Regions from separate parts of the Homo sapiens genome. Here region 2 is linked to region 1. A link is a loop called in an ENCODE intact Hi-C map of the cell type or tissue named here. Cell type or tissue: natural killer cell. All regions are shown on one strand. Each heading gives the region's core, and the rest is flanking DNA. Links, peaks and the distances in the headings are about the cores only.

Region 1 (15,068 bases), core at 3,271-11,270:
CCCATCCAGCTGCAGCAGTGGACATACCCAGACAAGGGTGGCACCGTGGTGGGCCCCTACACACTGAGGAGGAAATCCCACTTTCCCCTTAGAACATCCCAAACCGCACTTGGCCTCCAAGTGAGGATACACCCTCACTAGCAAAGCCCACGAGAAAGCAGAAACCTCAGGGTTGCATTAGTCATCTTTGAACCTCTTTCCAGTATAACTGCCCTAAGTTTATGTCCTCTAGAAAGCTTTTGGATTGCAAAAACAGAAAGACATATAGGTAGGCATTTTCCCAGAGGGTTATTCTTTATTATTAACAAAAGGAGAGCTTTATTTAAATTCTGGATCCCTTCTCCCAACCCAGATTTTTCTTACTTTTATCCCATAACATTTATTATACCCTAAGTATAATTTCTCAGCAGCTTTTAGATGTTTTCAGGAATTGTCTTTCCTGGTGGTGGTAGTTATGTCACACAAGAATATTCAAATTTAGTTGTAGTTCTGACAACTGAAAAAACCTAAAAAGGATCTATTCCCTTTCCCACCCCAAGTGTGGGGTGTGTGTGTGTGTGTGTCTCATTCAGAACTTGTGAGAGAGATGCAGCAGTTCTAAGGGTCATTGTCCAGTAGAGATTACCATGACAGTGAGTGCTCACACTGACCCAACCCTGAACGAGTGACAGGTTCTGTGCCTCCTCGCATTTCATGTGCATTAACTCATTTCATCTTCACAATACCCTAGACAGACATGCCATTCATGCAGTGGAACAAGGAGGCGAGAGGTGTAAAGCTGGATTTGGTTATGTGTATCAGAACCAAGACTATGCCCACCGTGCTGTTCTGAAGGGGCCCTCCCAGGCAGTCATGACCCTGAGGAACAACATAACCCCGAAAGCACTCCTCATAAACAAATAGAACAAGCCATGTAATTGTAATGTTAAACTTATTTAATTATACTCTTCCTTCCAGAGGTGTGGAGCCTTGTATCTTTAATGTGGTAACTTAAACAGGATTGTCCATTTCTCCAGCCGTTCTCGACAAAATAGATAATGTTAAACACTTGAAATATTAGCCTTTTCTATATTTTAATCCTACATAGTAGTTTTTTTTTTAATTAACTGCTTTGACAGAAGAATTCTAACTCCATATACTTAAAAAGGAAGGAGAAAATTTTGAATAGTGCAATTTGATATTTGGTCTGTCATTTGAGCGTGTGTGTTTGTGTTCACGTGTGCATTTTACTTCCTGGTGATTTACGAGAACTCACTAATGAGAAACAGATGGCCTCTAAAGCCACAAACTAGAGTTTATAATACTCTGTTGTTTATGGAAAAAAATATGAATAATCTCCTCTTCCCTCCCTTCCTTTCTTTTTAGGGAGAAGACATTTTTTTGGACATGTTTGAAGATGAGTATAGGAGCATGACAGTAAGTGAGGGGCTGGGACACACTTGGGCTGGTGTGCGCCTGTGTCCCTGCCAAGCTCCCCCTGCCCATCCCAGAGGGAGTTTTTTGACTTAGGGCTTTGTGACCAAATAGCACAGATTGATGGGGAAGCAGATTTAGAATGGTGTCTTGTGATCCCCACCACTGTTAAAATTTCAGACTATATTCTCTCCCTCTAACATGGGAGGTGTCCGATGAATCAGGATGATTCTCTGCTATGAATAGTAATTTTGGGGACAGTATCATTTTATTGAGGACTTACTCTGTGCTGGATGTATATAGCATGCTGTACAGATTATATCTCTTCATCCTCACACCAACCAACGGTAATAGCTACTGCCATTGTCCCTTTCTTGCTGAATTAGTCTCTTCTCATACTGCTACGCAGAAATACCCAAGACTGGGTAATTTATAAAGAAAAGAGGTTTAATTGACTCACAGTTCCACATTGCCGGAGAGGCCTCAGGAAACTTACGATCATGGTGGAAGGCACCTCTTCACAGGGTGACAGGAGAGAGAATTAGTGCAAGGAGAAAAGATGCCAGATGCTTAGAAAACCATCAGATTTCATGAGAACTTACTCACTATCATGAGAACAGTATAAGGGAAACTGCTCCCATGATTCAGTTACCGGCACATGGTTCTGCCCTTGACACGTGGGGATTCTCATGTGTCTCACCATTCAAGGTGCGATTTGGGTGAGGACACAGAGCCAAACCATATCACTTGCTAATGAGGAAACTGAGTCAGAGAGGTCTAGTGATGTACCCAAGTCTGCCCGGCCGGTGAGTGGCAGAGCCACGCTTCTAGAGGAGGACAGCCCAGCCCCGCATCCCCCGTGCTTCTCCATGTATTATGTCCCTGCCTCCCTGTTTGCTGCTCCACTGGAATGTTTCAGCATGCAGCTCTCCCTCCAGTCTGTAGTGCCAGCACATGGGCTTCCTTCCTCCTCCCGCAGGCAGAATCGCGGGAAGCCATAGGTTCAGAAGATCCCAGCTTTCTCTGCTTTGCGCGTTTGTCTCTGTTATCCCAGCACCTGCCCTTGGCTAGGTACTCCATAAGTACGTGATAAGTGATCCTTCTTGTGGATATTACCCACCAAAGCATGTGTGATTTGGGAAGTTTATAATAAACCTAAGTGTTTTAAGTGTCAAAAAGAAAAAGGCAGCGTGCACTAATTGGCTCCTTGGCTTCGCAGCCCATTCCCTAGGAATCGGGACAGCTGGGCCCTCACCACGTCCTTTGTCACTGCATGTCTGAGGCTGCCGTGGAGCCTTTTCAGGGGAAAGGTGTAAATTGGCATAAGTCATCTCCAGAAACACCCCAGCAGCACCCTGTGCCAGGCCCCCGTGGGCTGCTCATCTACAGCCCCTCATCATTCCTCCAGCCCCTTCGAGAGAGGCTCAGTCTTCCACCCTTCAGACCATTCATTAGAGTGGAAGGGATTCAGTTGTCATTTGTTATTTCCTCTTACCCCCGAGACATCCCCCTGCAATGTCATTTCCTACAGTTTGGTTTCCTGTTTGGAAATGTCAGGCTTCTATGGCACTTGACCATGTGGGAAAGCTTGAGCTCTTAAACCCCTGCTCAGTGTCTGCTTTTGACAATGCAACCTTGAGTGCATTGCTGAAATTCTGAGCCTTGATTTTTTTCTTTTTTTTTTTCGAACAGAGTTTTGCTCTGTCGCCCAGGCTGGAGTGCAAGTAGTGCGTTCTCGGCTCACTGCAACCTCTGCCTCTTGGGTTCAAGCAATTCTCCTGCCTCAGCCTCCCGAGTAGCTGGGATTACAGGCGCCCACTACTACGCCCAGCTAATTTTTGTATTTTTAGTAGAGACGGGGTTTCACCATGCTGGCCAGGCTGGTCTCAAACCCCTGACCTCGTGATCCGCCCGCCTTGGCCTCCCAAAGTGGTGGAATTACAGGCGTGAGCCACCGCACCTGGCAATTTTTTTTTTTAAATCCGTAAGGTGGGGGATCCCTACCTCATAGCCACCCAGGCTGTATATGAAATAGCCAACAAGAGGCCTCATGGGTCCATACACAACAACAAATACTCATGGGTCTATACACAACAAATACTTCCTCCCCCTCCCACCATGGGGAGCTTCCCAGGTTTTTTTGTTTGTTTGTTTGTTTGTTTGTTTTAATCAAACATGTATTGTGTGTCCTATACAATGCCTGGCATTCCAGAGAAATACAAAGGTGCCACGCCCTTGCTCTGTATCTGAAAATCAGTCCTCAGCCTTCAGGAATGCAGCTTCTGAGTGGAAGGGGGTGGGGACAGGCCCTCCAAGGCCAGCTGCTGTACCAAAGTCAGACCATGACTTGTGACCTTTCCTTCATTTCCCTTATTGCCTCTGGTTTAATGCAAAAGGTTCAGTGAGGTGATGGCCTAGCTCTGCCCCCAGCAGGCCTGAGGGGTTCACTGGGAAGGTTGTAGGGGGCAGCAGGAGTAGAGGGGAAGGGAGCTGCAAGTGAATGAGTGAGGCAGGAACTGCCACCCCTGCGGGGTTAGAGGATTTGGAGTGGGGGACCTCAGGCTTCTGGAGGAAAGTACTTAAAGTGTCCAAAAGAAGAAGGCAAGCAGCATGCACCAAGTGGCTCCTTGGCCCTCTGGCCCATTCACCGGGTGTCTCAGTATGTTTTCTGCAGCTATAACAGAATACCACAGACTTAATTTATAAAAAAAAGAAATTTCTTACAGTTCTAGAGGCTGGGAAGTCCAATATCAGGTGCCAGCATTTGGCGACGGCCTTCTTGCCACATCATCCCATGGTAGAATGCGAAAGGGCAAGACAGAGCAAGAGGGAACAGAACTCACTCTTATAACAAAGTCACTCTCACCATCATTGAGCCACACCTGCAATAACAACATTACTCCATTCATGAGACCCAATCCCGTCTTGTTAGGCCCTACCTCTCAGCACTGTCACACTGGGGATTAAGTTTCCAACACATGAACTATGGGGGACACGTTCAAACCATAGCACCAGGTATCTGGGCCACTGAGCCCTCGCTACATCCCTGCCCTATGTAGTCAGCTTTACCTAGCAGGAGGGGGAAAGTGGTATGTTTGAAGCCCACTTTCTGAAAAGAGAAGACACAAGGAAAGCTTGTGATGTTTGAAAGAGTAAAATGAATTCTGCAGAAAGCTTACCCTTCGTCTGTGAAGCCAGGGAAATGAAATGTTAGTGTTCAACAACACGTGTGCATTGATTACTACTACTGATGCAGCAGAGATCTGGGAGAGGTGGCAGGGAGGGGATGTCACCCTGTGTCTTAGTCCTCAAAGAAGGCTTCGCAGAGGTGGTGTGGAAAGAGGCCGTCAGCTCTGGCCCAGTGGCCGTGGGCATGCGCCTTTCCTCCTCTGAGCTCAGTGTCCCTTTTATGATGGGCCCACCAGCACCTGCCGTCCAGCAGGAGGTGATCCCAGCACGTGCCTGGCACTTAGTAGATGCTCCAATAATGATTGTGTTATATTATCCCAGGTAAGATGTGAAGGGGACAAGGAAGGAAGGGGAAACATTGGTCCTAGGGTGGGAATCACAGAGGCCCTGGAGCAAGACAGGCCTGGGCTCATGTCTTGGCTCTGCCACCCACCAGCTGAGCGACCTTGGATCCATTTTTCTGCTTCTCTGAGACTGTGTTCCCTCATCAGCAAAGTGGGAAGCAGCTCCTCAAAAGCCCTTAGGTCACAGCTTGCAGCGGAATCAGCTCTCGTTAAACGGAAGCTGCCATCGCCATAGCTGTTATCATCACTGGAAGGACAGAGAGGAGGAAGCAGGTGGCAGACGGGCTTGCACCCACAGGGATAAAGCATACCTGGCCTCCTGCTGAGAATCCCTGTCCCTGCTGAGGTGGAGAGAGAATGCGAAGAGGAGCAAGCTTTTCACAGCAAGGATGCAACTTCTCAAGAGTCTGAGCTGCTGCTTCAATTAAAGGAAAAATCTGCAATTTAGAAAACCAAAAGGCATATTGCTCCCTTATCTGGCTGCCTCTGTGCTTTACTTCAATCTAAATCCAGGATTTAGATCACTCATTTACATTTACTAAATGCGGTTGAAGGCGAGGGGCCTGTGCAACCTCCCCCGGCCCCTTCCTCCTTCCAAGTAAGGAATCTGCTTTGAGGTTTCCTGTAATGTCTCTTCTAGATGAAGCCCATGAACGTGGAATATCTCATGATGGACGCCTCCATCCTGCTGCCCCCAACAGGCACGCCACTGACGGGCATTGACTTCGTGAAGCGGCTGCCGTGTGGCGATGTGGAGAAGACCCGGCGGGTGAGTGAGCACAGGACCTGTCATCTCCTGGGCCACTGTTCTCCAGAACCACTCCCAGACCAGGGAGGAAAGGGCTTCTTTGTCAAAGTCAAGAGCCTGCCCTCAACACAGCTTAGACAGTGGATAGAGAGTACCCATTTGCCCCCAGGCATGACTTTCCAAGGCATGTTTTTACCCTTTGGGAAGTAGGGTTTGGCATTCCGTTGCATCTGGCACCCAGTGTTGGCTGCAGAGAGGTAGCCTTCACCAGTGCAGACAGACAAGCCCTGAGCTCAGGAGTGTAAGGCAATGGGGCCAGTTTTCTGTGAACCATCGGGGGTGAGCACGGTACATCCAGTGCAGGTGAGGTTGGTGTGAAATCGTAGCCCAGCGGTCTCAGGACCCCCAGAGATAGTGCGATGTTAAGGCATCTACCTGCTCTTGGGACACAGTCAAATTAAATGTGAATCTCACCAGCCTGCAGGACAGATATGTGTGAAAAGATTAGTTCTCAGAACCAGCTGCAGTGTGTGCTTCCGTTATCAGCCCTTTTTTTCCGAAGCAGGTACTCTAGGAAGCAGTGTCCTCAGGGGTGTTCATGGTATTTTATCTCCCGGGTAAGATCAGAGTTTCTTTCTTAGAAAGCACCATCACCTTTTCCTAGAAAATCATTCACTGGAGACATGAGTATTTGTGTATAGTTCAGAGGAATTCATTGCACACAGCTCCCCTTGTCAGCCTTTATCATCTGAGTTAATTCGTGTGTGACAGAGGTGTTTCACTTTTGGATTTTGCAAAACAGGAATGACCTGTCATTTGCACCTCAGACACGAGGAGTCTGAACCTTCCTCCCTGCAGCTGGTGGTTCTACCTCGGAAGCCTGGGGGTGCAGAGGAAGTGGGACCCATGTGTCTTGAGTCAATCCACATTTCCAACTGTCTGACCAAACCCACAAGCCTCACCGCAGGACCCACCCTGTCCGGCCCACTGACGCCTTCCTTCCATGTCCTCCCTGCCAGGCACACGATTCTGTTTGTGGGTGGCAGTGTTTGCACTGGACGTCCTGGCATCAGCTTTCACTGGAGGACTGGTTCTGACAGATGTGTATGTGTTGCTTCATGATGCTGACGTGCTCACCCCCAGCCAGGGCTACAGCATCCTGTGCCAAGAAGGCCCCACCTGGGAGATCCCCCCGCACCCCTGAGCCAGAAGGTCCAGAGGACTGAACGCTGAGCACTGCTGCTCTGGATTCCACTTTGCCTTTTTGTTGTTGTTGTTGTTGTTGTTGTTTTGGAGGCTGCAGTGAGCTGTGATCCATCCTGGAGTGCAGTGTTGCGATCATAGCTCACTGCAGCCTCAAACTCCTGGGCTCCAGCCATCCTCCCACCTCAGCGTCGGTAGCTGGAACTACAGGCACAAGCTACCACACCTAGCTAATTTTTAGATGTTTTATAGAGATGAAGTCTTGCTAAGTTACCCAAGTTAGCCTTGAACTCCTGGCCTCAAGCCATCCTCCTGCCTTGGCCTCCCAAAGTGCTGAAATTACAGACATGTACCACCACACCCAGCCCACACTCTACCTTCTTTTGGTTCACAGTTCATCAGGGTTTTTCTTACCACTTCTATGAACACATAGCCTCTGTTATGAAGTAGATCAATTCAAATCAGTTCTTTATGTGAATTTCCTCATTAAATTCTATAACCATCCTAGGAGATTGGCACTATTATTATCCCCATTTTACAGAGGAAGAATTTTTTTTTTTTTTAGACAGGGTCCTGCTCTGTCACCCAGGTTGGAGTGCAGTGGTGCCATCTTGGCTCACTGCAACACACTCTGCCCCCTGGGGTCAAGCAATCCTCCCACCTCAGCCTCCTGGGTAGCTGGGATTACAGGTGTGTGCCACCACACTCGGCTAATTTTTGTATTTTTTGTAGAAATGGGGTTTTGCCATGTTACCCAGGCTGGTCTTGAACTCCTGGACCCAAGCGATCCGCCCACCTCGGCCTCTCAAAGTGCTAGGATTACAGATGTGAACCACCACGCCCTGTCCACAGGGGAAGAAATTGATGCATGGAGAGGTCTGGTGATTTGCTCAAGGTCACCCAGCTAGTGAGTAGCTGAGCCACAAGTCAGCCCAGGCAATGTGGCCCCCAGAACCTAGACTCTTAGGCATTCTGATCCACTGCTTCCCACACTGCCTTCTTGAGATCTGCTGGCTCTGCTCAGGACACTGGGACAGCAAAAACACAGCCCCAGTCCTGAAGAAATCAGAGCCTTAGAGGTCAAAGTGGGAAGAGACAGTGGCAGGTCATGTGGCTCAGGCCATTATTCAAGCAGCATTAGGTCAGGTCACTAATCCCACCTGGAGCAGGAAGTGGGACAGGCATCAGATAGGGAGGCATAGGCCCAGAGACAGGTGGCACATTCTGGCACCAACACGGCAGTGATTGCAGCTGGAGCCCACAGGAGGATGTGATGAGGCTGGGGGTGCTGGCAGGAGCCAGATCACGGGAGCCTTGGAGCCCCTTGAGAACCTTGGCTGTCACCTCTTAACACAGTTTCATGACCTCATGCCCTGCTGGGCTGGGGCAGATGGTCCTGATCCACAGGCGAGAGATGGGAGAAATGCAGGGGCCAGTTTGTCAGGCATGTGGCAGAAGGGAGGTTGCTTCTTGTCTACTCTGAGCTGCTGTCTCCATCTGTCAAGTAAAATGTGCCTGCCTTTCCAGAGTTATCGTGAGGACTCGGCAGCAAGCCAATGGCAGGTCTCGATGATAGTCTTTTTGCCCCTCACATGTCACAGAGTTGCAGGTTCCCAGGGCTGTGCTGCCCACCTCCCTTGTCCTGGATAGGATGCACAACCCGAGTGGCTGGCTGAAGCACAGATAGAGAATATCTCAGCTTCTCTAGAGTCTCTTTGCCTGTCTGACAAGTTTCCAAAAGCAACTCTCAAGTCCTCCCAGGGTCCCTGGGTAGCAGAATGATATAAAAGAGGCCAGGCTACCTCAAAGCCAAGGCATCCACTTTAGAAAAGCTTCCTTTGTGACTTTAATAATTTCTTTCTGAAGGGTGGCTTTGGCCACTCATCTCACTACGGTTCCTGTTGCAAGGTAGCCATCTAGAATCATCCAGAAGCTTAGCTCTTCAAGCCCACTTCAGAAATCAGAACACACCAATGTGCTTTGAATCTGAGCTAAAGGAAGTTACATGGTTTAGCAAGCAATTGAGGGCTTATGTGGTTCGTTTCAAGTTTTTTGCTTGTATCCAAAGAACATTCCAAGCTACCCCTTTGGATTCAAAGGTTTTCTTTCTTTTTTTTTTTTTTTTTCCACCAAGTAGACTTTTTAAAGGAGGCTGATCCTTTTTAGAAACTCCATCCTTTATTTTCCTTAAGGACTTGTCAAAGAGGTTCAAACAATTCTCCTGGCAAATCATTCCTAAATATTCATAGATTCATCAAAGAGCTGCTAGATTCTTGCTATGTGCCAAATACTGTGTTAGCCTTGGGGGTGAAGAAATGAGTGAGCACACATCCCTGCCTTCTGGACCGCTCTTTTTACCTAGTGAGGTAAAGTTTATTAACAAGTAAGAGAATAGCAGGTTGGGTATCAACTCACAGTCAGAGCTCTGGAGGAAAGAAACAGCATGCCATAGCCAGGGGCTGAGGAGCGCTCCTCCTGCAGATAGAGTGATCGGAAGAGCTTCTCTGCAGAGTTGACATCTGAGCTGAAACCTGGAGCATGAGGAGGAGCCAGGAAGGTTAAAGTGATAAAGGAGGCACTTTCCAAACAGGGAACAGCACACATCCAGTCCCTGAGATGCCACCAAGTGTGGCATGTTCAAGGAGCATAGTTAAGTGAGGGAGGGGCAGGAGCGCAGCTACAGGAGAGGATGGTGGTAGCGCTTTGCAGGCCGTGGGGAGGCATCTCACGATAACGCCGTTTTCCCTCTTGCTTTTTTTTTTTTTTTTTTTTTTTTTTTTTTTGAGACGAGTCTCAGTCTGTCACCCATGCTGGAGTGCAGTGGCATGATCTCGGCTCACTGCAACCTGCTCCTCCTAGGTTCAAGTGATTCTCCTGCCTCAGCCTCTACAGTAGCATGAGCCACCACGTCCAGCTGATTTTTTAATTTTTTTTGTATTTTTAGTAGAGACTGGGTTTCCCCAGTCTGTTGGCCAGGCTGCTCCCAAACTCCTGAACTCAGGTGATCCACCTGCCTCGGCCTCCCATGGTGCTGGGATTACAGGCGTGAGCCACCATGCCCAGCCCTCTCTTGCATTTTAAAAACCACATCACTTATTCTTTCTTTCAACATAGTTGTTGAACATATTCTAGGTGTCAGGCTCTGAGTAAGATGCAAGACAAGAATGATGAGCAAATAATATAAAATAAGACCAAAACAGCAAGGGGTCCACTGAGCCATGCCAGCTGAGAAGGGAAATTCATGTTGAAATGAAGGTCACTGGAGCTGTTGGGGTCCAGTGAGAACATTGGAGCAGAACTTTGGGCTTAGGCTGGATCCATCCCACATGTAGGGGGACCTGAGAGAAGCAGTGAAGAAGGAAAACAGTGGTGTCAGTCAGACCAACCACGGGTCAAATCCCAACTCCAGCTGCATGAGCTTGAGCGAGCCACTCACCCTCCCGGAACCTCAGGTCCCTCGTGGGTCTTGCCTCTCAGCTGTTGCCCAGAGTAGACGAGTGTGGCTGTGAAGTGACAAGCCCAGGGCCTGGCAGACAGTAAGTGCTCAGGAAGCATTGTCTGAACAGAGATGGAGCAGTCTAGTATGTAAGGTGGGAAAGAAATAGGGTCTTTCATGATCTAAATCTACCAAAGCTTAATGCCAGAGAAAAGAGAGTTAGGAATAGGATTTTTTGGTGAATATCAAAATCCAAGTTTAAGCCACTAGCCATCTGTATATAGTCATCTTGGAAGCGGTTATGAAACACCCATATTTGCACGAGGTTTTATTTGTCCCCACATTGTTTCCCTGTTCCTTTGTAAAACCACAAGCAGTTTTTGTGTTTATCACTATTGGCCTTGAGGAAATAGAATATTTTGCTTTATTTTTTCGATGTGTATTATACATTAAAGAAAATACAATAACATCTCATGCAGTTTCAAAAGTAAAGGGAACAGTCTTTCCCATGATTTCATCACCCTAAACAAACAATACTTAGACATCTTTTGTGCTCCTCCTATCTTTGTCTGTAAAAAGAGTGTACTGTGGTCTTGCTTTCATCCCTTCTTTTTCTTTCTTTTCGTCGTAGCACAAGAAGTTTTTCATGTTGTCACAGTTTAAATAAGTCTCATTTCTTATGGCCTCATAAAGGTTCATCTGGCATTTTCTTGCAAGTAGACATTTTCGTTGCTTCCAGTATTACATTATTTTCAACTAAACTATAATGAGCAGCTTCATGAATACAGTGTTTTTCTTTCTTTTGAATTATTTCTTTAGGATAAGTTCCCAGAAGCGGAATTTCTGGTTCAAAGGGTATGAATGTGTTTTTTTCATGACCCTCTGCATATTGCCAAATTGCTTTCCCGATGGGTTGTGCCCACATTAAACTGCTTCGGCCCTCTTTTAAGAATGACTGACTTTCACAGCTACATGGCCTCAGTGGGCTTCTAACTTGAGTGACTGTCGCCTAAACTAGGCAGCTTGCACATGCAGCAAGGAAGCAGGAGGGTGAAAACCGAGCCTTTGTTCCAGGCCAGCTCGTGGGCTCAGCACATCACCGGTGCCATCCCGTTGTACCTGCACGGTGGGTGCCCCATTTCCAGAACACAAGCCTGGGCTTGGGCACGTCACGTGATTACCAAGCCCCAGCTTGAGCCACAGTGTGTCTGACTACAGAGCCACCCACCTTCCCCTGCTCATTGGACTGATTCCCCGGTGACATTGAGTTTGCCAGAATTTGCTTCCAGACTCATTGAAGCAAAGAAACTGGAGCAATCTCTTTATATTTGAGCTTGGTCAGCTGTCATCCTTTTCAAAATCTAACCTGTTCTTCCTGGGTCAGTCCTTCCTGATATTCTATGGAAGAATCTGAAAGAATAATAATTTATTTTTCCTTTTTAATAATACTTTTAAATTTGCGTCTTTATTTAGCAAAGAAAAGCGCTCAATAAAACCCTGGGTCCCAAGCCTTAAATCTTTTGGAGGTCAAGGAGTGTGGTTGGAAGAACACAGAGCTTGGAATCTAGTTATTCACTAACTGACCTTGGGCAGGCTGCCTGTCATTGCTCAGCTTTGGTTTCCCCATCTGTAAAATAGGAACCATGCAGAGTCATTAAAAGCTTAGATGAGACAACCCCGTACAGCTGGCATAGTATGCGGCAGGCCATGGGGAATCAAGAGAGTGCTTATTGTTTTGGGTGTGGTGGGGTGAATTTTATGGCTCTTATGCTCATATTTTAGCTTTCTTTTGTGAATTTACAGAGTTGTGGGGCTGCCCAATGTGCCTACCAGGCCCTTATAACCCCCCTACCCCCATGGGAGCCCAGGTTTTGCCTCGAGTGGAGCTCCCCGCCCTGTGGGAATCGGCCCGCCTCAGATTCATGGACATGGCTTCTCATGTGTCCTTCCTTCTCTTAGGAGTTGGGGCAGGAACCAGGAAAAACATTGAGAGATTTTATTATACAGTCATCCCTCGGTATCCATGGGGAATTGGTTCTAGGGCTCCCCCAAGGATACCAAAATCCACAGATGCTCAAGTCCCTTATATAAACGGCGTAGTGTTTGCATATAACCTATGCACATCCTCCTGTAGACTTTAAATCGTCTCTAGATTACTTATGATACTGAGTACAATGTAAATGCTATGTAAATAGTTTGTTATACTGTATTGATTAGGGAATAATAAGGAAAAAAGTCTGTACAAGTTGAGTACAGATGCAACCCTTTTTTTTTTTAATATTTTTGATCTACAGTTGGTTGAATCCACAGATATGGAACCCATGGATACAGAGAGCTGACTGTATGTGTATTATATTCTATTTTATATTTATGATGATGATTGTTATTATCCATGTGTTGTTTGCAAGGCAAAAGCAGATATTGGCCTATATTGGGAGCCAAATTCTGAACTTTTAAAGTATTTATTGAAAGGTTACAGTTTTTCAGAGTGGTGGGCTGCAGAAAGCCACACGTTTCTGTTTTCTTACCCACCTGCTCTGGTCCTGCATGAGTTATTTGCCTTCAAAACCCCAAGAGGAACAGGCGTTTGGGCACAGAAATGAGCGTCTCCTTGACTTGGACCTGGCTGTGATGGGCCGTTTCCTTTCTTTCTCATCCTCATGGTCATGACTCCTTATTTGAGAGCTCAAGCTGCCAAATATTTCAAGTGACCACCCACGTCTTGGGCTTTCTGTACTTGGACTGCCATGGATGTTTAAGTTTCCTGGTGCACTTGGTTAAGTGACACACATGTCATACATTCCTGAGTTCACACCCAGCTCAGCCACTTAGCAGGTGTGTGAGCTGAAATAACTCTGCCCCTCTCAGCTCTGTTTCTTCCTCCATAAAATCTTCAAGTTACAATAAGGTGCCCACAGTTCCTGCCACCCCGTAAGTGCTTAAAAAATAGAAGTTCTTTTGAATTTTTTAATGGAACTACACTTCTTTTTCTCCCAATTGTTAGAGATGTCTTTATGAAGACTGTACTTTTAAAAACTGTTGACAATCAGATACGAATGCTACCACCACCATCATCATCATTATAACTTAAGAGCTGATCTTTCTCCAGTGCTTTCTGGTTTACAGAGGACTGCACTACCTTAGCATAGGGCCAGGAGATAGGATTGCTCTTCCAGTTCCAACATTAGGAAGTTGCTCCAAGGTCTCCCACTGGTTAGGGCGCAAGGCAGCACTGGGTGTAAGCAGGCTGACCAGCTCCTCATTGCCTGGGGTATGAGGAGGCAGTGTGAGTGCACCTCTTTGCAGACAGTAATTTGGCCCCTTTCTAGTTTTGGGAGGCACACTGCTGTATAGAGGGCACCTCCCCTCACCTAGGTCCAGACTGCAGCCTTCAGAGCCATAAACAAGAAGACCCAAAGGCGCACTGGGATTCGCCTTTGCAGCTCCCTAGTGGTGACAGTGGTTTGTCCCCCCAACCCCACTGTGCTGGCTGCTTTCCCTCCTGCGTTATCTCAGAACCTCCTAGCAGGCATGCGAGCTATCATGCCCATTTTACAGATGAGGAAAAGGAAGCTCACAGAAGTCAGGGGACTTGCCCAGCCTAGTGGAACTGGGAATCTGATGTAGACCTCATGTGTCTGACTCTGGAGCTGTCCCCATGGGGCACTGCACCCTCAGTCAGGCCCAGCAGCTGTGCCTCAGGGAGAGAGGCCTGCAGGTGGCCTTTTCTGTGGACTGCCCCTCTGCTTCCTTGCTCTGGTTGGTGGGCAAGCCTGTCCTGGGGCTGGAGGCTGCTTTCTGCACACACGGCTCCGACTGCTGGGACTCTGCTTTGTTTCTGCTCTCTGAAAGTACCTGGTGGCCACACAATTCTGACCAGACACCACTTCTATGGGCCAGGAATCCCTGTGCTGGTGGATCCACCTGTGCCCCTGGTCTGCTGGCAGGGAAAGCCTGAGGGGCATTCAGGGAACCAAGGTCACTGCCCACCTGCTAGGTGCGAGGTCTCTGCCCCGTCAGCAGCACACCCCCTGTCGTAAGACCAAGGGAGCGGGAGTTGAAGAGACTCACCCAGGGTAGGATTTTCCTCAGGTCTCAGGCCCTGCAGCCCACAGGCATTTCATTTCACCCTCTTCTGTCTGCCCCACCCCCGTATTCAGTAGGTAGTACCTTGAAATGCTTTTGGAGTGATTGGGTTTTCCAGAGCCCATGCTGGTTTGGTTGGGACAGACAGACTCAGGGTCTAGCCCTTGCTGGAAGCATGGCCTGGGCAGGTCACTTCACCTTCTTAGGTCTCAGCTGCCCGGTCTGTGAAATGGGGCTGACTGCTGGGCAGGGATTATTATGAAGGTCACCTGATACTTGGGGACAAGGTCCTGGCAGATGACGGGTGCTCAGTTCAGGTAAAGTAACCCAAACCTGAACCTGTGAATAACTGAAAACAGGCTACTCCCCCTTTGATTTTTTTTTTTCTGTCTTGTTATAAAAGCACGTACCAGAATCAAAACACCCGAAGAGGTGGGCTTTATTGCGTTTCTTTCTTTTTTAATAGAGAGTCATGGTGTCATTTCTGGGTGTGGGGCATCTCACTGAAATGACTCTGCAATCTCACTCTTCTCTGCTCTCTGAACTGTTGGTCCAGGCCATCCGGGTGTTCTTCATGCTGCGTTCCCTGTCACTGCAATTGCGAGGGGAGCCTGAGACACAGTTGCCGCTGACTCGGGAGGAGGACCTG
Region 2 (15,068 bases), core at 4,120-12,119, 72 kb after region 1:
AAACTGTTGGGTACTATGCTCAAAAAAAGAAAAAAATTACTAAAACTCAAACCGTATACTTAAAATAGGTAAACTGTATACTTAAAATAGGTGAACTTTATGGCGTGTAAATTATACTTTAATAAAACTATGAAGAAACAACAAAACATCTCACCTACCCTCTTCTAATCAGAGGCTTCTGTTAATGTTTTGGCACATTTTCTCTGTACTAGTATTTCTTTGTAGGGATAGTTTTTTTTAAAACATACAAAACTCTTGGTAATAACATTTTTATCATCTTTCATTTAAAATTATAATGTTTTCCACAGTCATTGCAATTATTTGTAAAACATGATTTTTAACTTGGGCTTATTATATGTGTTCGAAAGTATGTCTTGAATACTTTTCTCATTTTAAAATAATGTCCCAGTAGAGTGGGACATAGAATAAAAATGAAAGTTCTCCCCTTAATACTTCTCCCACACACACACACTCCTACCCCCAATTCTCACTTCACTCCTCATGGGTAACCACTGTCCACAGTTCGGTTAAACAATTTTTAAATGGGTATATAATTTTGCATCTGGTGGGAAAAAATTGCACTCAAATAGTTCTCCTGTTTGGGGACATTTAGGTTGTTTCCGGACTGAGCTCTCTTGTTTAAAACATAAGTGGCAGAGGATTGCATACAGCGGTAGACCATAGATCTAATGGTCCTATGTTACCCTGGTGATTTCCAAGTCAAGGGTAGACATTAAATTAGACATTGAATTTGGGGATAACTTTCTTTTTCTTTTCTTTTCTTTTTTTTTAGACAGGGTCTCGCTTTTGTCACCTAGGCTACAGTGCAGTGGTACACTCATGGCTCACTGCAGCCTCTACCTCCTGGGCTCAAGCAGTCCTCCCGCATCAGCCTCCTAAGTAGCTGTGAGGCTAATTTTTTTTCTGCTTTTTGTAGAGACAGGGTCTCACTATGTTGCCCAGGCTGGTCTTGAACTCCTGGGCTCAAGCATTCCACCCACCTTGGCCTCCCAAACTGTTGGGATTACAGGCACAAACCACTGCACCCAGCTGGGGACAACTTTCAAGTAAGAGAAGGAACCTAGCATATGCAGAGGACTCCTATGCACAAGACCCCATGCTTTTCCCGCCTTTTCTCATTTAACGCACCAAACAATTCAAGATAAGGGACGTTAATTCTCATTTTACAAATGGGAAAACTGGTTCTGAAGGGCCAAGTGCTGTACACATCCAATGCCCATCCATGTACAACATCCACTGCAGGGCTTGGCTTTAAATTGTCATACCCTGAGTTGAGGGCTTGGTGATTCTGTCATGGCTCAGGGGACTCTTGCTTTACTGTCTTTACTTAATTAGGTGAACTCAGTTTAACCATCACAACTGTAAACTGCCATTAGTCTTTAAAGAAGCACTGAAATGTTACTGAGGTTCTTGGTTTAAGTAAGTTCCATTTGTCTATTTTTGGCTTTGTTGCCTGTGCTTTTGAGGTCTTAGTCATACATTCTTTGCATAGACCAATGTCCAGAGAGTTTTCCCCAGATTTTCTTCTAGGATTTTTATAGTTCTGGGTCTTACATTTAAGTCTTTAATCTATCTTGAGTTGGTTTTTGTATACAGTGAGAAAGAGGGGTCCAGTTTCATTCTTCTGCGTATGGCTGTCCGGTTTTCTCAGCACCATTTATTGAAGATGGTGTTCTTTCCCCAGCGTATGTTCTTATCAGTTTCATTGAAGATCACTTGACTGTAAATATGTGGCTTTATTTCTGGGCTCTCTATTCTGTTCTGTTGGTCCATGTGTTTTTCTTTTTGTTATTTTTTGAGACAAGGTCTTATTCTGTCACCCAGGCTGAAGTGCTGTGGTGCGATCTTGGCTCACTGCAACTTCGCCTCTCAGGTTCAAGCGATTCTCCACCTCAGCCTCCCGAGTAGCTGGGACTACAGGCACACACCACCACGCTCAGCTAATTTTTTTTATTTTTTGGTAGAGACAGTGTTTCACCATGTTGGCCAAGTTGGCCTTGTAAGTCGTGACGTCAAGTGATCTGCCCACCTCGGCCTCCCAGAGTGCTGGAATTACAGGCATGAGCCACAGCACCCAGCCTATATGTCTATTTTTATACCAGTACCATGCTGTGTTGGTTATTACAGCCTTGTAATTTGAAGTCAGGTAGTGTGATGCTTCCAGCTTTGCTCTTTTTTTGTTTGTTTTGAGACCAGGTCTCTGTCATCCAGGCTGGAGTGCAGTGGCATGATCATGGCTCATTGCAGCCTTGAACCACCCTGGGCTCAAGCCATCCTCCCACCTGAGCCTCCTGAGTGGCTGAGACTACAGGTGTGGGCCACCACACTCAACTAATTTTTTGCATTTTTTGTAGAGATGGGGTTTTGCCGTGTTGCCCAGGCTAGTCTCCAACTCCTGAGCTGAAGCGATCCTCCCTCCTCGGACTCCCAAAGTGCTGGAATTACAGGTGTGAGCCATCACACCTGGCCTAGCTTTGCTCTTTTTGCTCAGGTGTGCTCTGGCTCTTTGGGCTCTTTTTTGGTGCCATATGAATTTTAGGATTTTTTTTCTAATACTGTGAAAAATGATGTTGGTATTTTGATAGGAATTGCATTGAATGTGTAGCTCGCCTTGGGTAGCATGGTCACTTTAACGATATCATTTCTTCTGATCCATGAGCGTTGGATGTTTCTCCATTTGTTTGTGTCATCTTCAGTTTCTTTCTTGGATTGCTGATTGTTTTGTTGTTTTGTTTTGTGTTGTGTTGTTTTGTTTTGTTTTGTTTGAGACGGAGTTTTGCTCTTATTGCCCAGGTTGGAGTGCAGAGCGCGATCTTGGCTCACTGCAACCTCCACCTCCCAGATACAAGCAATTCTCCTGCCTCAGCCTCCCAAGTAGCTGGGATTACAGGTGCCCACCACCACACCCAGCTAATCTTTTGTAGTTTTAGTAGAGACAGGATTTCACCATGTTGGCCAGTCTGGTCTCGAACTCTTCACCCCAGGTGATCCACCTGCCTTGGCCTCCCAAAGTGCTGGGATTGCAGGCGTGAGCCACGGCACCCAGCCATGCTGGTTGTTTTTAAGCTACGGCTTGAGCACCTAACATGCAGTAAACATTGGACAGATGCTTTATGTACTTTATATGCTTTATATCAGTCCTAACTAGTAGCAGTTTGAGGGAGTGTGCATTCTCTTTATTATCCAGATGAGGGATCTGAGGTCCAGAGAGGAAAAGAAACTTTCCCGGCATAACTGTCAGAGAAGGGACTCAGACCTAGGTCTGTGTGACTCTAGGCCTGGGCTCTAACCACTGAGCTCTGCTCCTGATAGAATGAGAGTCAGCTTTGGTGTCTCCATCACCCTGGGCAGCCAGACTGTGCCTCATTCTCTTCTCACCTTCCTCCTCCCAGATAACAGCGACTTGATTGCATGTACAGTGATCACCAAGGATGGCGGCATGGTCCAGCGATTCCTGGCTGTGGATATTTACCAGATGAGTTTGGTGGAGCCTGATGTGTCCAGGCTTGGCTGGGGAGTGGTCAAGTTTGCAGGCCTATTGCAGGTAAGATGGCCAGGAGCTCTGGGATCTGTTCTCAGTTGGCTACAAACACACACACACACACACACACACACACCACACACAATTGTCATCTTTATCATTAATTTGTAGTGATATTATACAAGGTATATGTGAACAAATTGTCACCCAAAAAAAAGCTAAAATACCACATAAATGCACAGATAAGAGCAAAGTCCTCTTTGACCAAAACGCTCGATTCTTACACCTCCCCTCCACCAGAGATAATCTTCATTATCAGTGTGACCTTTCCAGATCTGTTTTTCTGCCAAAGGCATATATAAATGTAACTACATGTACTATTTTTAAAAATTATATACATATACTTGAGAGTGTATGTGTGTGTTTTTTATGATATCACATTGAATATGTTCTAAACTTTGCTTTTGTCATTCAATATCAATAGTGTGTCTTGGAGAGCCAGCCACATTAGTACACGCAGACTTCCTGGTATTCTTTTTCACTGCTTTGTGACTATAGCAAGGCATACTTAACCCATGCCGTGTCGGCTATTTCCAGTTTTCTGCTATTTCAGCAGACGGTGCTGCCATGAACAGAATCACTCTTACTTCTTTATGCACTTGGGCAAGGTTTCCCTAGGCAGATACCAAGAAGCTGGGGTGTACTAATTTTAAGTGTTAGTAGACACTGCCAAATACCACTCTAAAATGATTGTTGCCACTGGCATTTTTGTGAATTCCCTTCCGCTCAACGTCACCCCAGCAGAGCTAGGCTCTAACTTGCCAAGTACCAAGCTGGGGCTTGGGTTTTGGGGATTTTTTGGGTTTTTTTTTGTTTTTAATGTTTGCCAACGTGGGCCAGACGTGGTGGCTCGTGTCTGTAATCCCAGCACTTTGAGGGGCCAAGTCAGGTGGATCACTTGAGGTCAGGAGTTCGAGACCAGCCTGGCCAACATGGTGAAACCCCGTCTCTACTAAAAATACAAAAATTAGCCGGGCATGATAGCAGGCACCTGTAATCCCAGCTACCCAGGAGGCTGAGGCACGAGAATCGCTTGAACCCAGGAGGCAGAGGATGCAGTGAGCTGAGATCGTGCCACTGCACTCCAGCCTGGGCGGCAGAGTGAGACCCTGTCTCAAAAAAAAAAAAAAAAAAAAAAAAAAAAGTTTGTCAACGTGATAGATAACTAGTACCAGCTCTTTGAGTGAATAAAGCAAAGAATCAGAAGGGTTGAAAGCAGCCTCCCAGGTCGCCCCTCTGCCATACCCCTTGTCCCTGGATGTCCAGCTGACACTTCAGGCCTGAACTTTGCCCTACTTCAAGGCAGTCCATTTCTTTGCCAGCCAGCCCTGGTTTCTGGAAGGGCCTTGGCTCAGGCCGCCCCACCTCTGCCTTGCCGCAGCCTGACCTGCTGTCTGTGTCCTGCTCTCTGCGAGAACCACCCACATACTTGAAGCTACTGTTACAGCCTCTTCCCCAGCCTCCTCTTCTTCAGGATCTTTCTATTGTAAAAGTGTCTTTTACAAAGTGTGGTGTGAGAAACAACTATAGAAGAATCTTTCATTTAAAAGAAACACTCCATGTAAGACATTATCCATTAAGTGACTTATGCTTATCTATCTAGGCTTTATCTAGGCTTATGATTAATTTCCTTTAGAATTTAGTGTCAGGCAAGTGTTTTTCTCCCCTGAAGAATTAATATGTGTCTTCCATCAGACAATGAAAGCCACATAAACCTTTTTTTTTGGCCGTCTTCCAATGGGTGCTATTTGTCAGGTCTTTACTATACCAGACTCCCTGCTTTAAATGCAGAATGCCTCATCTGATCTTACTGCCGCGTTTTGATGGGGGTGTTATCTCCAAAGAGCCTGTGCCAAATGTAGTGCCTGAGAACCACAACCATCTTCCTCTGTGAGCCTTTTCCAATGTTGTCCCCACCTCCTTTAACATTTCTGACTTTTGTGTTCATTCCCTCTCAGGCTTTTATATCAGATCACCTCAAACCTTCATGGGAGTAGATTGTCTATGCAGAGTCCGTTCTGAGGTTTTAGACTGGTTTGTCTTTATTATATTTTGCTACATGTTCATTTATTCTCCACCTTTGAAACACAGTTTCCTTCAAATCTCTGCTCAATGACCTTCCCTATCCCTTTCTTTTTTTTTTTTTTTTTTTTTTTTTGAGATGGAGTCTCATTCTGTTGCCCGGGCTGGAGTGCAGTGGTTCGATCTCGGCTCACTGCAACCTCTGCCTTCCGGGTTCAAGCGATTCTCCTGCCTTAGCCTCCTGAGTAGCTGGAACTACAAGCGCACGCCACCATGCTTGGCTAATTTTTGTGTTTTTAGTACAGACTGGGTTTCACCCTCTTGGCCAGGCTGGTCTCGAACTCCTGACCTCGTGTTCCACCCACTTCGGCCTCCCAAAGTGCTGGAATTATAGGCGTGAGCCACCGTGCCCAGCCCCTGTCCCTTTCTCAGGATTAGCTTTTCCCTTTGGGGACCAGAAGTTTGTCAAAGACATACAAATGGTTGCCAACGATGTCCCCTTCTTAGAAGAAATAAGGAAGAAATTGATGAGTAGATGAGCAACTATATCTGAGATCATGCCAGATGGTAATAGTAATTTTGGTTCATTATCTCTGGCTTCTCAGAAGTAAGAGTTTGCCTGTGGTGTTACCTGTGGCCCCTTGAAGAGGCTTGTGGGGGTACGCTGTTATTCATGAGCTGACCCCAGTCCTCATGGAAAACAGGCACCAGCCACCACCACCAGCATCCGCTCCTTTGGGGTACTCTGTGCCTCCTCCCACACTGTCCTCTCCCACTGGGCCTGGTCTGCCTTGTGCCCATCCATGACTCTGTTGGACTTGGGAGGCTGTCGATCTTAGATCAAAAGCAGAGATGAATTTGGAGACCTCTTTCTAGATGCCTCATGATGCCACAGCTCCTAGCCACCCTCCTCCCAAACCCAACGAATGCCTTTTCCTTTGCTTCTCACTGTGCAGGACATGCAGGTGACTGGCGTGGAGGACGACAGCCGTGCCCTGAACATCACCATCCACAAGCCTGCGTCCAGCCCCCATTCCAAGCCCTTCCCCATCCTCCAGGCCACCTTCATCTTCTCAGACCACATCCGCTGCATCATCGCCAAGCAGCGCCTGGCCAAAGGCCGCATCCAGGCAAGGCGCATGAAGATGCAGAGAATAGCTGGTGAGTGGCTGGACCCTGGCAGGGCATCCTCTGAGCACTTGGTGGGTCAGGGCTGTTTGTAGTTCTCACACTGACCTTGAGAACCCCCATAGCATAGAAGAAGACACGTATGATTCAGGAATTGTTTTATATACGAATACGAGGAAGTTCCATTTCCTGGGTGTTTGGTTTCTGGTGAGTTTCTAGGGCTGCATGGAAGAGAAGAGGAGCTCTCCCTAGCAGGCAGGAGGCCAGCAATAAGTAGACGTCAGTGTGGGACCACTCTTCTCAGCCCTTCACACTGAAATTCTCAAGCATATGTTAACAAAGTGCTTTGACGTTACTCTACCACCTCCGATCCTTAAAACAACTCTGGAGTTCTGTAGGGCCTGCTCTGCCCATTTTACGGAGAAGGAAACAGGCTCAGGGACTTGCCCAAAGTCACACAGGCAGAACCCACAGGCAGAACTTCCTACTGTAAACTTACCCCTTCCTCCTTCCCCTTCCCAGTTCTTATAAGAGGCAGCCCTGCTTGGTGAAAGGCTGGAACCCTTGGAAGGAAGTCATTTTACATTTCACGGGGATTGCGGTGAATTTCTGAGGAAGCCCAACACTGCCCAGTATTAGGAAGGCCAGGATTTATTACAAGGAAAGTCACAGAAATGAGGGAGATGCGTTCATTGGGCAGGAAGGCAAGGCCTTCTCCTCGGCGTGGGGGGAAGGCATGCTGTCAACTCCTAAAATGACAGTCTTTCTCAAGATACCCAGTGCCATTCAGTTCAGGCACCAGTGCTCATCCTGGTGGCTGCTGAGAGGATTTTAAGCCTACCTGGGGATGTGGGGGTGCTTTCTCAAGGGATAACTTTAAAATAAGCCCTTGACCAGGCACGGTGGTTCATGTCTGTAATCTCAGCACTTCGGGAGGCCAAGGCGGGTAACTCACTTGCGCCCAGGAATTCGAGGCCAGCCTGGGAAACATGGCAAGACCCTGTCTCTACAAAGAAATTACAAAAATGAGCCAGGCGTGGTGGCATACGCCTGTAGTCCCAGCTATTCGGGAGGCTGAGGCGGGAGGATCACTTGAGCCTGGGAGGTGGAGGTTACAGTGAGCCATGATTGCACCACTGCACTCCATCTTAGGAGACGGGGTGAGACCCTGTCTCAAAATAAACCCTCAGAGGGCCAGTTTCTGGGCGTTACCGATGCGATGATTTACTGTGCTGATTTGCACAGGCCCGCGTCCCACGTTGTCGTCCCCGTCTCATTTCTCACTTAGCTGAAACTTGGCCTACAAAATCATTACTGAAGCATTCTGTAATGTGCAAAGTGACTTAAATCATTCAGCCCTTTCTTTTAAGATTTATTTTCAGAGAGTTTTTTTTTTTTCTTCATGTAAAGCAATTTCTCACAGCTGGCATGAAGGCCAAATACTTCATTTGAAAATTGAGAATTATGCTGTAAAGTGGCTGTTAGAACTAAAGCCTTGGGTATTTCTTAAATTGATTTTAAAAAGCCCCTCCGTATGGATATATTGGGAGGTTTATTTATGGAAGGGAGGTTAGTGGCTGAGACAGATAAACACCCACTCAGAGTTACACATGTACATGCACATCCATATTTTCGCATGCTCCTGCACATGTGCGGATATACATACACACGTATACGTGTGAACTCTCTGGGCAGACTCGGCCCCACTCGCTTGGGGTCTGAAACAGCCTTTGTCAGGGTCCTTTACACATGGAAGCTGAGAATCCAAAGTGGAAATTGACCCAGCTTCCATTCCACTCGAGGAGCCCAGGCTCAAACCCCTTTCTCCTTGGTCTCAACCTTGGCCCGAAGCCCTCACTTGGCTTCCGCTTGTGCGTTGAGCCTCAGTGGGAACTTTGATGTTCCACTGGTCTCTGCAGCTTGAGGCTGCCTGCCGCCCACTTGGCGTCTCCCAAGTGATGTGCCTGGCAGGGCCACAGCCACTACGATGTCCCCCCCCCCAAATTCTCACCACCCCCCTCTATCCCACATGCTCAGAGTGAACCATGCTATTGTTTGACCGTAGCCCTCCTGGACCTCCCAATCCAGCCCACCACTGAAGTCCTGGGGTTTGGACTCGGCTCCTCCACCTCCACTCAGCACCTGCCTTTCCGCTTCTACGACCAGGGGCGCCGGGGCAGCAGCGACCCCACAGTGCAGCGCTCCGTGTTTGCATCGGTGGACAAGGTGCCAGGTGAGCCAGCCCCCCGCCCTGCGCCACAGCTCGTTCATCATGGTGGGCGTTCAAGGTCTTTCTCTCTGTGGAGCCTGTGTGAGCTGCCCTTCCTCTCTCAGAAGCCCCGTCGGCTGGCAGCACCAGCTTCTTAGAATTTGTCAAAGCACAGCGCAAGATTAAACACAGCCCCCAAAATAAATTTTGGCTTTCCCTTTAGTGTTTGGTTTGGTTTTCCAGAGATTTGTTGGGTATGTGGAAGAACTTCTCAGAATTGACTAAGAATTTTCTTGGAAATTTCTTGGAAACATTTAAATGATTAGTGCTGAAGTTGTGGGAGAGTAATTTCCTTCTCCATGTAAGATGACTAGAAAGAGAGAGTGTGTTTGGTTCCGGTTACAACCCCCTGAAGAAGTGAGACTTCAAAAGAAGGCCGTGCTGCCCACAGGTCAGCTGTCCACTCCTTCCATATGAGGGCGTCTCCTCCCACTTTTGCCACAGCTCATCTCTAACCCTGCTCCTCCGCTCCTCCCAAAACAGAAACTTGAATGGAAAGTCCATTGCTGATTTGTCAGAGTGGAAAGGACCACTTCTCCAGAAGACCGAGTTCTCCCCTTCCTGTTCTGACATGTCTGCTTTAAGTAAATCCGTATGCACCCCGATCCCTCGAAAGAGAGCCTTTCTTTTGGTTGCAAAAGTTTAGAGCGCTGGCCAAGCTCTCCCTCACAACTTAACCCCTCCCCATATAGGGCTTCAAACTTAAGTTGCAAGTGTTGTGAAATGTTTTCAAAAGCAGTTATTGATTTAAGAACAAAACGCAGCCATAGGAACCTGCTCAAAACCCGAGTCCTGGTTCCCCCATGTGATTTATTTTAGTTTCATTGTTTGATAATTCATTATTTATATGTATATACCGTAGGCATATGATTTTTTAAAATCCAGACAGGAGATGATCAAATGAAAAATAAGTCTACTTTGCTTCAGAAGTAACTATTGTTAACAGTTTCTTGCCTGTCTTTCCAGAAATATTTCTTTGTATGTCATGCATATGTTTGTTTTTTACACATGGGGTATACCGTATGTCTGATGCTGCACCTTGCTACTTCTTCCTTAATAGAAAGTGTCACACATTAACACGTATAAATCAACCTAATTCTCCTTAACTGTTACATGGTATTTTGTCATATGGATGGGCAAAAAAATCTTTTTTGCTGTTTCGTATTTGGGTCATTTCCAGTGTTTTGCTCTTACAGTGTCACAGTGAGCATCCTTAGGGTGTCTTTGTGTAATTGTGCAAATTTCTCATGTCTGTGTGATAAATTCCTAGCAGTGAATTTGCCAAAGGGGAAGGTTTTTAATCTTGATATATGTAGTCCCAACGTGAACTCTAGAAAACAGTACACCAATTCACTCTGCCACCCACAGCTTGTGATTGGTTTCTTTCTTAAATCCAGTCTCAGGGCTGGGCATGGCGGCTCATGCCAGTAATCCTAGCACTTTGGGAGGCTAAGACAAGGCGGATTGCTTGAGCCCAGGAGTTTGAGACCAGCCTGGGCAACACAGTGAGACATCGTGTCTAGTATAAATAAAAAATTAGCCAGGCATGGTGGTGGGCACCTGTGGTCTCAGCTACACTCAGGAGGCTGAGGTGGGAGGGTCACTTGAGCCCAGGAGGTTGACGCTGCAGTGAGCTATGATTGTACCATTGCCCTCCAGCCTGGGCAACAGAGTGAGACCCTGTCTCAAAAAGAAAAGAAAAAAATAATCTTAGGCTGAGAGACTGATTGTGGCACCGCCTGTTTTCAGTGATGAAATGTGAGATGATTCTGCCTGTTTCAGGGTCAGGAGGATTCTTTGCTTAAAAAATTCTGCAGGTTGCTTCGTGTTCTGTGGCTATGATTGCTAAGTAAATATAAAGTGTGACTGAGTCTAAGTTAACTAAGTACAAATTGACCTGGTAAGAAATGACTTCTTTAGGGTCATTGAGGCGTCTTTCAGTTTCGGAACTTACTGGTTAAAGAGAAAAGCCCAGGCCTTATTTCTGTTCTGAGCCCTTTTGGAACAAGGTAGAATGTAAATAAATACATGGAGCCAAGCGGCCCATTCTTCAGCATCTACATGATCATTTCTCTGTTTGCAGAATGCTTTAGGATGACTTATTGCTTACCTCTTCTACCCTGCCTGGCCTTCCACCGGTGGGTGAGAACATCAAATGCCAGGAGTGTGGCCCGGCTCCAGAACCTGGGCCTGCCTGCCGGGGTGGTTGGCACAGCTGGGATGCCCCATGTCCTGTTGCTGGTCCCAGGGTCAGCAAGTGTGAGGCTGTGCCAACTGGGACAACAGCAAGTCAGAGGTGGCTGCTGAAGGCAGCATCCACCCCTTGGCTGTGTCTCCCCTGACTGCCCCTGGAAGTGCCACTCAGCTATGAGGAGTGAGATGGAGACATTCTTATTTATCACACCACCCCCGCAAAGAGGGAGGCCTCGCTGCCCTCCCACCTTGGCTTGGCACCAGAGCTGTGTCCTGAAGAGCAAGTTGAAATCCCTGAGCCTTGGCATGGTGGGAGCATAGGCTGCCCCCACCCCCATCTCAGTAGTCAGGGTCCCCCACAGCAGCAGCCACTCAGCACTTTGGAATCATTCTTAAAACTTTTCACCCTGCTTCCACACCCACCAGCCTGCTTGGCCTCCAGAAAATACTGAGATCCGAGATCTCCTCTCCCAGATCTCCCAAGATTGCAACAGAAGCCTTCTCAGGATCCCTAGCTTCCATTCAGCCAGTGGGATCATTCTAGTACTTAAATCAGATTACGTCATACCCCTGCCTCCAGCTTTTTGGTAGTTTCCTGTTGCACTTAGAACAAAATCCACATCTCTCCTTCTGATCTTGGGTGGTGGCTGTGAGATCCGGCCCCAACTGGCCTCTCAGATGAAGTTCCCCCAACCCCAAGCTCACTCTAGCCCCAACCCCAGCCTTGCCAGCCCCTGCTGCTCCTCTAAGCTAGCATTTCTCAGAGTTTTAGCCTCAGCACCCACGTGTTTATCTGCTTAAAAAGTATTACAGAACTTAAAGAGCTTTCATTTAGATAGATTATATTTATAGATATTTATGACATTAGAAATTAAAACTAAGAAATGCTTTCAATATATACTTCTTGAATAAACCCATTGCATATATGCATAACTAACATAGTTTTCTATGAACAATAACTCTGTTTTCCAAAACATAGAAAAAAATTGATCTTGCACATTTCTGCAAGTCTCTTTAATGCCTGGCTTAATAGAAGACATCTGGATTCTCCTCTTTGCTTCTGTTTTCTGTCTGTTGTGATAGCATGCATTCTGTGGCCTCTGGAAAACTCCTCAGTACACCCCTGGGAATATGAACATAAAAGAAAAATGTCTTACTATTTTTATGAAAACAAGGATTTCCAGACCACACTTTGAGACCCACTCCTGTAAATCACTGTGGCCTTCCCTGCCCCAGGGCCTTGCACTGGATGTCTGTACCCAGATGTTGGTGTAGCTGCCTCCCGCTAACGGCTCAGGCTTAGTTTGTGTGCCGCCTCTTCAGTGGCCTTTTCAGATCAGCTCCTGGCTAGGGTTGTCCCCTCCCGCCACTGCATTGGCCTGGTTCCTTTTTTTTTTTTTTTTTTGAGATGGAGTCTCTCTCTGTCGCCCAGGCTGGGGTGCAGTGGCACAGTCTTGGCTCACTGCAAGCTCCGCCTCCCGGGTTCACACCATTCTCCTGCCTCAGCCTCCCTAGTAGCTGGTACTACAGGCGCCCACCACCACGCCCGGTTAATTTTTTGTATTTTTAGTAGAGATGGGGTTTCACCGTGTTAGCCAGGATGGTCTCGATCTCCTGACATTGTGATCCGCCTGTCTCGGCCTCCCAAAGTGCTGGGATTACAGGCGTGAGCCACCGCACCCAGCCTAGCCTGGTTCCGTTTATCCACAGCACTGAGGTTCCTTACCTGGCTGATGCCTTTGTGTGCCTGGTCATAGTCTTTCTCCCCTGCAGAGAGGGTTGCCTGCGTGGGAACCTTCTGTGCTGTTTACCCTGCATCTCAGCGCCTAGCTCTGTGCCCCCACTTAGTATCGTTGAGTGAAGAATGAGCCTGCATTTGTTATCTGCTCAGCCTTGGAACAGAGCCCATCAAAGGCCTTCTCCCTTCTCTGAACACGGGAAGACAAGGAAAGTCCCTCTGGGGCCCTAGATACTTGGTGGTTTAGTCCATGGAACTTTGACAAGGGAACACAAAGGAACTGAGAACCGAGAAGACCTTAAGCAGCATCCCTCGGCTAAATTTCTGTCACCAAGCGAGCAAGATGTGTGTCCAAGGACCATGTACCCAGGTGACAGATTTAGGTTGGTTGCATATCAACTGAATTTCACCACCCTCCTCCTACTCAGAGTTTTACAGAAGCCACAGAGTAGTGACACGGGGAGCCGGGCAGTGGAGGGAGATTCGGTCATCAGAAACCTGGCCCAGGTTGGCCTCTGATACTGTGACATGTCACCATTGCCATCAAGGGCCCGTGGGTGCTGGGGCGTGACCACTTCCCACCCTCCACAATGGTGCCCCTCCCCATAGGCCGCACAGCGCATGGAGTCCTTGCTTCTGCCTAGATAATAATTCACAAGGAAGAAAACAACTCTGGCTGCTGCCTCGGGGTGGCTGCCAGACAAGGGTGTTTTATTAGGACACATCTTCCGATTTTATCTGCGGGCCCAGGTAATTGTCATAGAGCAGTTTGTCTCCCCTTTAGAAGCTATAAACGATTGTATTTGATGAAAATATGCCTTTCATTTCCTTGGATGAGATATTAAAGTAGTGTATAAATCAGGGCTAATAGGTGACTAGCCACTTTGGTGTATTTTTCTTCTTCCATTTGGCTCAGAAAAAAAAAATCACAAGTTCTATTTATTGGCTGGTTTTATGTTGATGGCTCTCACCCTCACAGAATGTTCAGCTTCACGAGGGATTGTGCGTGCGCCTGGCCAAGGAGGGGGGTCAGTGGCGGCCAGTATGTGGGGGTGGGCAGGCATGGCCAGGCCTAGACTCTAGCCTGAGCACTCTGTGGCTTTGAGTGCCATGTTGCTGTGGTTAGTGCCTCATGGACCTGGCCCATGGCAACAGCTGCTTCTAGAGATAGAATCTGTCATGATGGGCAGGGTGTCCAAAACTCGCCTGCAAGGCCACCCTTTCCATAAACTCCAAGTGGACCAGCAGACCCCAGAGCAGAAGCTGTTCCCCAGAAATGACCCAGGGGTGTCAGGGGCTACGGCCTCCCAGAACAGCCTTGCTCCTCACTCTGGGCTCCTACTGGCCCAGAGGCTGCTTCAGGAGGCCGCAGGGAACCAGAGCTGCTTACAGGTGTTACCCTGGTGGGTTGGTGGGTGTGGGAAGGGCTGGCAGAGCACACAGCTCAGAGGAGCAGCCAGGCAGGTTGACATCTCCTGGCCCTTGCAGATGAGGGCTTAGTGACATGACAAAAAAGTGACCTGTTCCCACCTGGTTTACCATCAACCGCTCCCCACCAGCCTGTTAACTCCGGGACAGGGACTTCTCTGCCTCTTCTGCTGCTCTCTCCTTAAAACCCACCAGCCCCTCCTGTCACCAGCCCCTCTCTGTGGCCCATGGTCCCATGCAGTCTGGCCCCTGCCCTCTTCTGGGATCAGCTCCCAGCCCTCTCTCCCCTCGGCTCTCTGCAGATGACACAATCCAGCCCTTCAGCCGCACTGGCTGGCTGGCTGTGCCTCACCAGGGCCAAGTGCGTCCCATTTCAGGGCCTCTGTTTTCGTGCTTCCCTCCGCCTGGAGCCCTCTGCATGGCTGGTTCCTTCTCAGCACTCAGGGCTCTGCTCCGATACCTCAAAAAGGGGCCTTCCCTGAGTGCCCAGGTCACCCTAGTTCTCTGCACGGCAGCTTGTTTTTAATTGAGGTGAAATTTAACACAACATAAAACTAACCACTTGAAAGTGAACAATTCAGTGGCATTTAGAACCTTCCCAAGATTGTGCCATCATCCTCTCCTCTAGTTCCAAAACATTTCCATCCCCTCAAAAGAAAACCCCATAGCCATTAAGTAGTCATCGCCCACCCACCCCCCCCGCCCCCGCCCCCATCCAGCCCCTGGCA

Evidence for each region. Peaks named below come from ENCODE experiments on the same cell type or tissue, not always from the same donor. Only the 100,000 strongest peaks of a DNase experiment are listed, where the experiment ranks them.
Region 2: a loop joins it to region 1, with 2.0 times the contacts of the local background. A loop is called at or near these places in 3 of 110 quality-filtered maps.

Annotation. Positions count from the first base shown.
Region 1 is chr16:11,045,927-11,060,994 of GRCh38, forward strand. It overlaps CLEC16A (C-type lectin domain containing 16A), which reads left to right. Exons shown (of 24, transcript NM_015226.3): 17 at 1,366-1,416; 18 at 5,587-5,715; 19 at 14,976-15,068. Among named protein-coding and RNA genes, the nearest start is that of CLEC16A, 110 kb to the left of the region's middle. RefSeq lists enhancers at 4,406-4,982, 4,983-5,560, 6,573-6,722. In natural killer cell, for the core only: no CTCF peak of the experiment used is centred there; a DNase peak (open chromatin) is centred at 6,615; H3K27ac peaks cover 1,398 bases.
Region 2 is chr16:11,117,202-11,132,269 of GRCh38, forward strand. CLEC16A (C-type lectin domain containing 16A) reads left to right here. Exons shown (of 24, transcript NM_015226.3): 20 at 3,414-3,565; 21 at 6,541-6,745; 22 at 8,778-8,945. LOC105371081 (a long non-coding RNA gene) reads right to left here. Exons shown (of 2, transcript XR_001752081.2): 2 at 12,170-12,297. Among named protein-coding and RNA genes, the nearest start is that of SOCS1, 130 kb to the right of the region's middle. In natural killer cell, for the core only: no CTCF peak of the experiment used is centred there; no DNase peak of the experiment used is centred there; H3K27ac peaks cover 303 bases.